Linked DNA regions of Homo sapiens: region 1 is linked to region 2. A link is a contact called in ENCODE Hi-C data. All regions are on one chromosome and are shown on one strand. Each heading gives the region's core, a stretch centred on a gene start or an enhancer-like site at or near the end of the contact. The rest is flanking DNA. Distances are from core to core; before and after follow the strand shown. Region 1 holds the start of MAEA (macrophage erythroblast attacher, E3 ubiquitin ligase). Region 2 holds the start of ZNF141 (zinc finger protein 141).

Region 1 (3,772 bases), core at 1,078-3,577, 950 kb before region 2:
TCCAGTCCAGAGCATGCCAGCTGCTACCACCCTGCAGGAGGACTTGCTCTCAGACTAGAGAAGCAGAACATCCACCCCCCACCTTCCACAACCCCGGTCCTGCAGCCCTCGGTCCCTTCTCTGACATCTGCACTGGCCCCTCCTGGAAACTGAAGAGTGCAGCTCTTGAGCTGTGAGCTCAGCATGTTCTGTTTAGTTCTATACCAATAAATGCTTCTAAATCAAGGATCCCTAGTTTCCCAGCAAAACACCTCCATTATCCACTAGGAATCACTCCTGAAAACTTCTATGAAAAAAAGTTTTAACTCAGTAGTGACACAAGTGTCAACAGAGAAATTATGACACTATAATATTTCTTTACCTGTATGACTATCTGCATGACTATTTTAATCAGAAGCTATGCAATCACTCTGGAATACAAATTACATTCACGATTACAAAACAGCAGAAGACCTGAAGAAGAATCCTTTCCGGAGACCTTCCATCTCCCTTCCTAGTTCCTTCAATACACAATGAAAGGATTTCTGGAAACTTTTCCTATCTAGTGTTTCCCACATTCACCAGCCAGTACCAGAAGTGACAAACCACCACGGTTCTGATCTTCAAACCTTCTTGTGTGTTAGCTGAAATGACAGGCCTGGAGGTGCACTGCGTGAGACAAAGTGGTCAGTGGTTAGGACTCCCTACTAATATCACCACAATGTCCTTGTATAGACTTCTCTCAGCTGCAGGGTCTCCATCTCTAAACCAACAGAGATCCACCAATGTCACTGAGTATTAAAAACCAACCACCTACATCTTGGAGGGATCTAGCAAGAGGCTAGACCTTTGGTAACGTCAGCAACATTGCCCTCCCTTCCTTGATCAAAAGAAGTGCTGGACACACAAGCACCATGAAACCCCACTGCGAAACCATTAGTGTGGCGGGCGCGTGGCTCACACCTGTCAGCCCAGCGCTTTGGGAGGTCAAAAGGCAGGAGGATCGCTTAAGTCCTGGAATCCAAAACCACCCTAGGCAACAGTGAAACCCCGTTTCTTTTTAAAAATATGAAATAAACCGCTAGTTAATAAAGAGGAGGAGAAGCTTGCTTCTGCTTTCCTATGAAGACCAGCTACAGCAGGGTACAGCCTGACTTCAGCAGCGCTAACTGTAGCAGGGACCTTTTAATGAATGCTAGGCACTGTTTGAAACAATACGTGGTCACTCATTTCACCCTGAGGTGACACAGGCGCTACCACTGCTTAAACCTGACAAGAATAAACAGTCACCAACCGGGCCCTGATGTCTCCCAGTAAGGACGAATACAGAGAAGCCTGATTCACACCCCAGCAGGATGGCTCACAGCCTGTGCTCTTCAGCCCTTCGCTGAACTGCCCTGGGGCTGGGGGAACGCACAGCAACCTGGCCATACTGCATCCTCCACACCTGTCGCCACACCGTCCGTCCTCAGACGGACGTGAACACCAGGGCGCTCTGGGAGGAGAGAGAAACTACGCAGCTCTCCAGGAAGGCAACACAGAACCACGAAGCTCAGCCGCAGCTCTAGGAAAGCTATGACCTTGATCTTTTAAGGAATTCCTTCCCAGGTGCTTCATATCAAATCCTCTACTAACTAGGTAAAGAACAAGTATCGGCTCCTTCTACTAGGAGCACAAATTTCATTCTAAGAAGTGCGACGTGGCTAGGTGACCACCCAAGGTCACGCAACCGGCAGCCGGACGGCAAGAGCTGTATTTCAGGTTTGGTGACGCCCATCAAAAAGGTCGCTGGGTGCCATCAGGCCGTGAGGTTTCTCCCTACAGTTCCTAACTAGCGACCGGCGCAGCCGGCACCTCCCAGCCCTGGGCTCCCGGGAGGGCGGCCGGGCACTGGCTGGGCACGCCGCGCACTCCGTCTGCCTGGGCGCCAGAGACCCCACGCCCCGCAAACTCCGGCTTCCACCCCAGCCCCAAATTCGCCACCCTTAGCGCTGCCAGAGTCGTCGCTGGCTCGGCTCACGCAGCTCTTCAAGCAGAGGGGCCACAGTCGGGCGCCTGGCAGGGCCAAAGCCGCCGCCCCCGCCACACCTGCCCGGCGCGGACCGGGCGCCCCTGAGAAGCCCGCACGGCCCCGCGAGGCCGCGCCCAGCTCCCGCCGCCCTCGCCGCTGGCCCTCCCGGGGCGGCCCCTCGCGGCCCGAGGGCACTGGCTGGAGACGCCTTCGCTGCCCTCAGCCTGCGCGGCGCAGGCGCCCACCTTGAGGGTCGGGTACTCCTGGACCTTCAGGGTCATGGACAACTGAGCCGCCGACTCCTGCACCGCCATCTTGAAGCGGCCAAAACATTAGCGGGCGGGGGACGCGCGAGCGCGCTGCACGCCGGGAAATGACGCCACGCGCCGGCCGGAGCAGGATGGGGGCGGGCCGATGCCCCTGCACCAATCGTATCCGCCCAGTCGGCCGGAGGCGGAAGAAGGCGCGAACCAATCACTGCCGGGTTTCCTCTCGTTCAGCCAATCAACGATAGCCCCGGCTGGCGGTTTCCACCTTGAATTCGCTACCGGGTTCAGGCCGCAGACGCCGGAGCTGGGGATGCTCCTGGCCCGGGGCGGGCCGATGGGGTGCGGGCTGCGGCCCGGGCGGGTGGAGCTGGGGCCGAGCGGGCTGGGGGACTTGGCGTCCGTCCAGTTACTTGGGGCTCCCGCGGGGTGGTCCCCTGTGGGTCCCTCGTGCCTGCGGTACCAAGGGCAACGCCAACAAAACGCCTGGCCGCATGCGCCTGTAGCCAGCTATTTTTCTTTGGCCTTATTTTGACCGATTTACAGCTGCTGGAATCCTGATGTGGAACCTCCGACTTCCCAACGGAAGAGGAAAGGCCCAGTACCTAAAACTGATTTATGGACAGAAACTCCCGAAGCATGAGAAGCGTGTGGCCTCTCCGCCCTCTCCTTGCAGGGCGGGCAGCGCTGGCATCCAGGTCGTGCGCTGCCTTCATTTCAGCCACTTCACATTCTCAGCCTTTCAAACACCACCCGTCTCCCTCCTTTCCAAAATAAAACTGAAATTAGATTTTATTAATTAGGAAATGACGTCCCAATTAAACCACCTTGTGTTTCACATAACACATTTCTAAACAACTTTTAAAATATTTGGTGTTTAAACAAAGGAAAAACATCTAAGGTGACACAGCGATGAAGGGAGAACCTCCGCTTGGAGGCTGCTACATGTTACAGCCGCAAGACATCCGACCCGCACTGTGGAATCTTTCTCTGTCTTACTTAAACAGGAGTTGGGACTAAGGAAAGTGTTATTCCTCAAGTGTGTGGCTGCAGACTCCAGTCTTTTAGACATTTGAAGTAAGTTTTACAGTGAGGTGCACAAATCTTAACTATACAGCTTTAATGAATTTTCACCCATATTTGCACTTTTATCTAACCGTGTCCTGGTTGAGATTTAGGACATTTCCCGTGGCACAGAAAGCTCCTCTGCCCCTTCCCGGGCTATATCCCCATCATTCTAACCCTGCTCCCCGTAACAGCGTTCCTGACCTTCCTATAGAGATGGAAGCATGCACTCTGTACTCTTTGCGTCCTTTCACGGTTCGCATCGTGTCTGCCACTCTCCGGGATGGTCCCAGTAGTACACAGGAGCACTGCAGCAGTTGGATGGACTGCACTCCTCTTAGAGACTGCCTTCACTTCACCAGGGATTCAAGATTAACCCAAAGGAAAGGACACGGGTTTCATTTCCATGGTAAAATGATCCTATCCTAGTACCATCTACAGTCAGAAATAC
Region 2 (4,185 bases), core at 962-3,461:
AAACAAAGAAAGTCACCATAATTAGCTCTCAAGTAGAAGACTTGACAGTACCATGTATCATACATAGTTTATTACACTTTCACCTAGTAATTTGGGAGGTCATCCGGGTTTCCTAATTGGTAATATTCAAAGGGAAAATAAACTTCCCACAGCTTCAGGACAGGAGGTAGATTTGATATGTGAAGGCAGGTACCTGCTGAAGGCAGCCTCCTACTCTGCTACAGAAATTGCGGAATAGGTTATATATTCTTGCTATGCACATTTCAAAGCAATAGTTTCCATGTCCTAAAGACAATTTTGAGTCAAAAAAGACAAATCACCTAGTTAACAGATTAAAATGAGTTATATATATTTCAAAGAAGCAGAGAAAATATTTAAATATAAAAGTTTTCAAACTAAATGCTTTAAGGGAGAAGAGTAAAAATTCTTTCCTCATTCTAAAGAGAAAGCATTAAGCCTCTTCTGATTTGTATTTGGTCCTACAACAGGCAGGTCTAAAGGCATGGTCTTGAACTCACTAACGTTGAATTCTTGTAGCACATGAGGGATGCACTTGAGCAAACTGTGTGCACAGGAAAGAGGATTTGTGGGGAAGAAAAGAGCAGAAGAAAGGTGCTATCAAGAGCCTTGAGTGGGGGCAAGGCAGGATTGACGAAAGGACTGGTTTGTGCTACAAGTTCAGGCCCAGGCAGGGCTAAGCTCTAACTGATTCCTGAGCCCATAAAGGCAGAGGAGATTAGGATCAGGTGGTCCAAAAGCCTGGGTGGGTGAAGAAAACAGATTCCTGCTACAGATCTGGGGTTAAAATGAACCAGGAGTCTTCTGGGCACTGTGTGTGTTCTTGGGAGAAAAACCTAGGAGCAAAGCTGCCATGGGCACAATTCCTGAGGGTAGAACCCTGTCCTGGGACAAGTGTGGCCGTGCGAATGCCCAATGGGCGGGCTCAGGAGTGGGTTAGCATTGGGTGGGGGCTGGCAGCAGGGTGCAGGGAAGGGATGTTTCTCAGAACTCCTTTCCTCCAAGTTCTCAGCGCCCTCTCTCCCCGGGAGGAGACCTGGAGGAACAGAACAGTGCGCAGCAGGACAGTGCATGTGCAGAACCCGGCTGGTCTCCCGCGGACACCTGCGACTCCCTCCAGCCCAGGCTCAGCCATGTCTTTCTTCTGACAGGAAACGTGAGGAGTTTGCTCAACACCAGTCAATGCTCCGACCCCAACGGGCTGTCCAACAACTCACTAACGACACCACCCGGAGTCAGCACAGACCCCACAAGCTCAGCGCTCTTCCCGCAGCTGCCCCCCTGCAGACGCCAGTCCCTGCCTCTGGACACCCGTCTTCATTTCTGAACACCTGTCTACAAACCAGGGGCCCACACCCTCCTCAAGTTCAATAATATGACAGAACTACTCACAGAACTCAGCGAAGCGCTGTGCGCGCCCACACTAGCGTATTCTAAAAGATGCCACTCAGGAACAGCCACGCGGAGGAGGCGCACAGGGCAAGGAGACTGGTGGGCAAGTTGGAGCGGGCGGGTGATTTGCTTCGCTTCCTCACACACCTCACAAAAGCTTTTCCTTCAAGACCCGCTGGCAGCCCCCAAACCACGAGCCACGGCCGGCGCTGTCCCATTAATGAGTCCCCATTTGCTCACATGAACTCTGTTTTGATGGGGCCTCGATCTCATTCCGAACAGGGTAAAGCAGGGACGGGATCCCCAGACCACAGCTTCTCCCACAGCTCCTCCCACGCCGGCATCGCGCACGCCGCGCGGGCGGCTTCCAGATAAGCTACTCCTCACCCCACAGCCTGGGGAAGGTGCGGGGCTGCGGGCGCAGAGCTGCACAAGGAGGGCTGCAGGCTGGGCCAGAGCCGCTGTGCGGGGACCGACAGGAGCCCAGGTCCCTCACCGGAGGGTACTGAGGCCCCAGGGCTGAGCGGCGGCAGCGGGGACTCCGTTCGCAGACTCGGTCCCGCCGCCATTTCCCGCCAGCTCCGATGAGACCTCCTCAGCCTTGGGACGCCCTGCCCCGCACACTCACCATTTCCCCACTTCTGAAGTATTCGGGAGTCTTAGCTACCAATCATCCAATACCCGCAGGTCACAGAGCGACGGAGGCTGAGCTGTGGCCGAATCACCAAGGCCTCCCACAACTGAGAACGCAGAGAGATGAAGCCCCTAACCCGCGGTCTGGTAGTAGCCAGACGCAAAGACCCGCGCCACATCCCGGAAGCCACCGCCTCCTCTCTGGCTGCGTGCCTGATTGGGCAGTTTTCACTCCAGTGCGCTGATTGGATACGGCTCCAATCTCCCCGCCATCAGACCTTGAGTGACAGAAGTTGCAACCACATACTCCACGGAATGTGGCGAGAGTGACAGCCGGGGGGCCTCCAGGCAGTTTCAGGCGGGGCTTTCTCTTCGTGCTTGGCCTGGCACAGCCCAGGGGTCATTTTTTAACCTTGTGATGTGTAAGGTGACGTCCATTTAGAAATTATACACGCACGCACACACACAGACATATACGCGCGCGCGCACACACAGACGCGCGCACGTACGCAGTCTCACATAAACATACAAAAGTCACAGACACACACACACACACACGCACGCACCCACGCACGCACAGCCCATCCTTCCTCCAAGGCTCGCGAATCATCTCTCCACAAATCCTGCCTTCGGGGCCGCAGCCTGCAGGCCGACCTCAGTCCGTCCTCACAGAGCCTAGTTGGGTGCACAGCTCTCCCTGACGCGCGAGGAGCAGGTTCACGGGAGTCGGTCGCGCATCCCCAGCGCCCTGCGGGCCTCGCACCGGCTGTGGCGGTGACCCCGGTGAGGAGGGCTTTGGTGCGGGTCACCGTTGCTGAGGACACCCTCCTCCCCCGGAAGCGCGGTCCTGGGGGTCTGGGGGGCGGGTCCCTGACCGCTGTAAACAATAGGTCGGTGGTGTCCACGCAGCAGGCAGCAAATTCTCAGGAAGTGAGCGTCCCGTCTTTGGCTTCACCTTCGTGTCTGTAGAATGGGGGTGAGGGGACTCAGGACTCGGAGCGCTGTCGGGCGGGGCGAGGTGGGCTGAGAGTGTGTCTCCCTCCCCAAGCTCACCCGGAGCTGTGCGGGGCGGGACCGCCCCAGGACCCTCGGTTCCCAGGAGCTCCTGGGGGCCCCGCCGCCCCCACCCCAGGCCGCGCTGCGCAGCCCCAGTCCCCGCCGGCCCCACCGCGCGGTCGCTTTGAGGTCGGCCGGGGTCTGCCCGGCGATGGCGACGCTGCAGCCGCTGGAGCCGGGGCCACCGGGGATCTCGGCGGGACCTGGCGGCAGCGAGGACGCGGACCCTGGAGAGATGGGAGGGGCGCGCCCCGAGCCCGAGCCCCACCCGGACCCGGCTGCCGTCGGCCTAGCCAGGGCCGGGGCGGACACCGTCGAGGACGAAGCCGGGCCCGCGCCCCTGGGCGACCCGTTGAGCCGCGGAGCCCCGCGGGGTGGAGCCGGGCCAGGCCCATCCGCTCCGGGCGCGGGCAGCTGGCGTCGCGGGTGGGTCAGAACCCAGGACACGCCCAGGAGTCCGACCTCATGGCGCTGCAGGGCCTGGGGAGTGGGGGCTGGGGACAGCGCCAGGGCCAACCCGACGCCAGCACCCCCGGCAGACCCCAGGAGCCGCCTGTGAAGAGACTGGATAGGTGCATTAAGCGATCAGAAAAGTCACTGGCTGGCCCTGTTGATGAGCAGAACGCTTTCAGAGAAGTGTATGCTCACGCAGTGCTTGGACAGCATTCGCGTAGTTTGACACTTGTCTGCTTGGGCGGATAGATGCTCACACACATAAGTTTGTTTTGTAGTTATGCAGGATTGCACTGTGGCTAAGTACACAGACTCTGGGTGCACATCCCAGCTGCTCTGCTATTTCCAGCTGTGTGACCATGGGGAAGTTACTTGCCTGTGCTCAGTGTCCTCTGTAAAGTGAAGATAGCAGTACCTGCCTCATGGAGTCCCTTAAGTGAGTTAATAGTGTAACATGTTATGGCGTCATGCACACAGTCACCATCGGTAAATATAGTCTATTATGCCTGAACCCCAGAGGAGCACATGTCCTTGAAAAGTCTAAAATTCAGGACTCTAAAATCCAGACTGTGAGACCCTGGAATCCTCCAGCAGCATTCTAACGTCTCTTGGCAATTGTATGCTGCTTCCCAG

What was found. A loop is a pair of places that touch in the nucleus more often than their neighbours do. Pooled maps may share reads with other maps.
Region 1: a pooled map shows a loop between it and region 2 (14-fold over the local background). The contact joins the promoter of MAEA here to the promoter of ZNF141 in region 2. A Hi-C loop is called at or near these places in 2 of 37 single-sample maps with no recorded cell type and 6 of 50 pooled maps.

The regions. Positions count from the first base shown.
Region 1 is chr4:1,288,446-1,292,217 of GRCh38, reverse strand. MAEA (macrophage erythroblast attacher, E3 ubiquitin ligase) reads right to left here and starts at 2,327. Exons shown (of 9, transcript NM_001017405.3): 1 at 2,236-2,327. The coding sequence starts at 2,304. LOC105374347 (a long non-coding RNA gene) reads left to right here and starts at 2,647. Exons shown (of 3, transcript XR_925046.3): 1 at 2,647-3,333. RefSeq lists silencers at 746-928, 2,017-2,296, 2,397-2,806.
Region 2 is chr4:335,840-340,024 of GRCh38, reverse strand. ZNF141 (zinc finger protein 141) reads right to left here and starts at 2,211. Exons shown (of 4, transcript NM_003441.4): 1 at 2,039-2,211. The coding sequence starts at 2,041. RefSeq lists enhancers at 2,362-2,461, 1,506-2,466, 2,572-3,087 and silencers at 3,102-3,211, 3,442-3,501.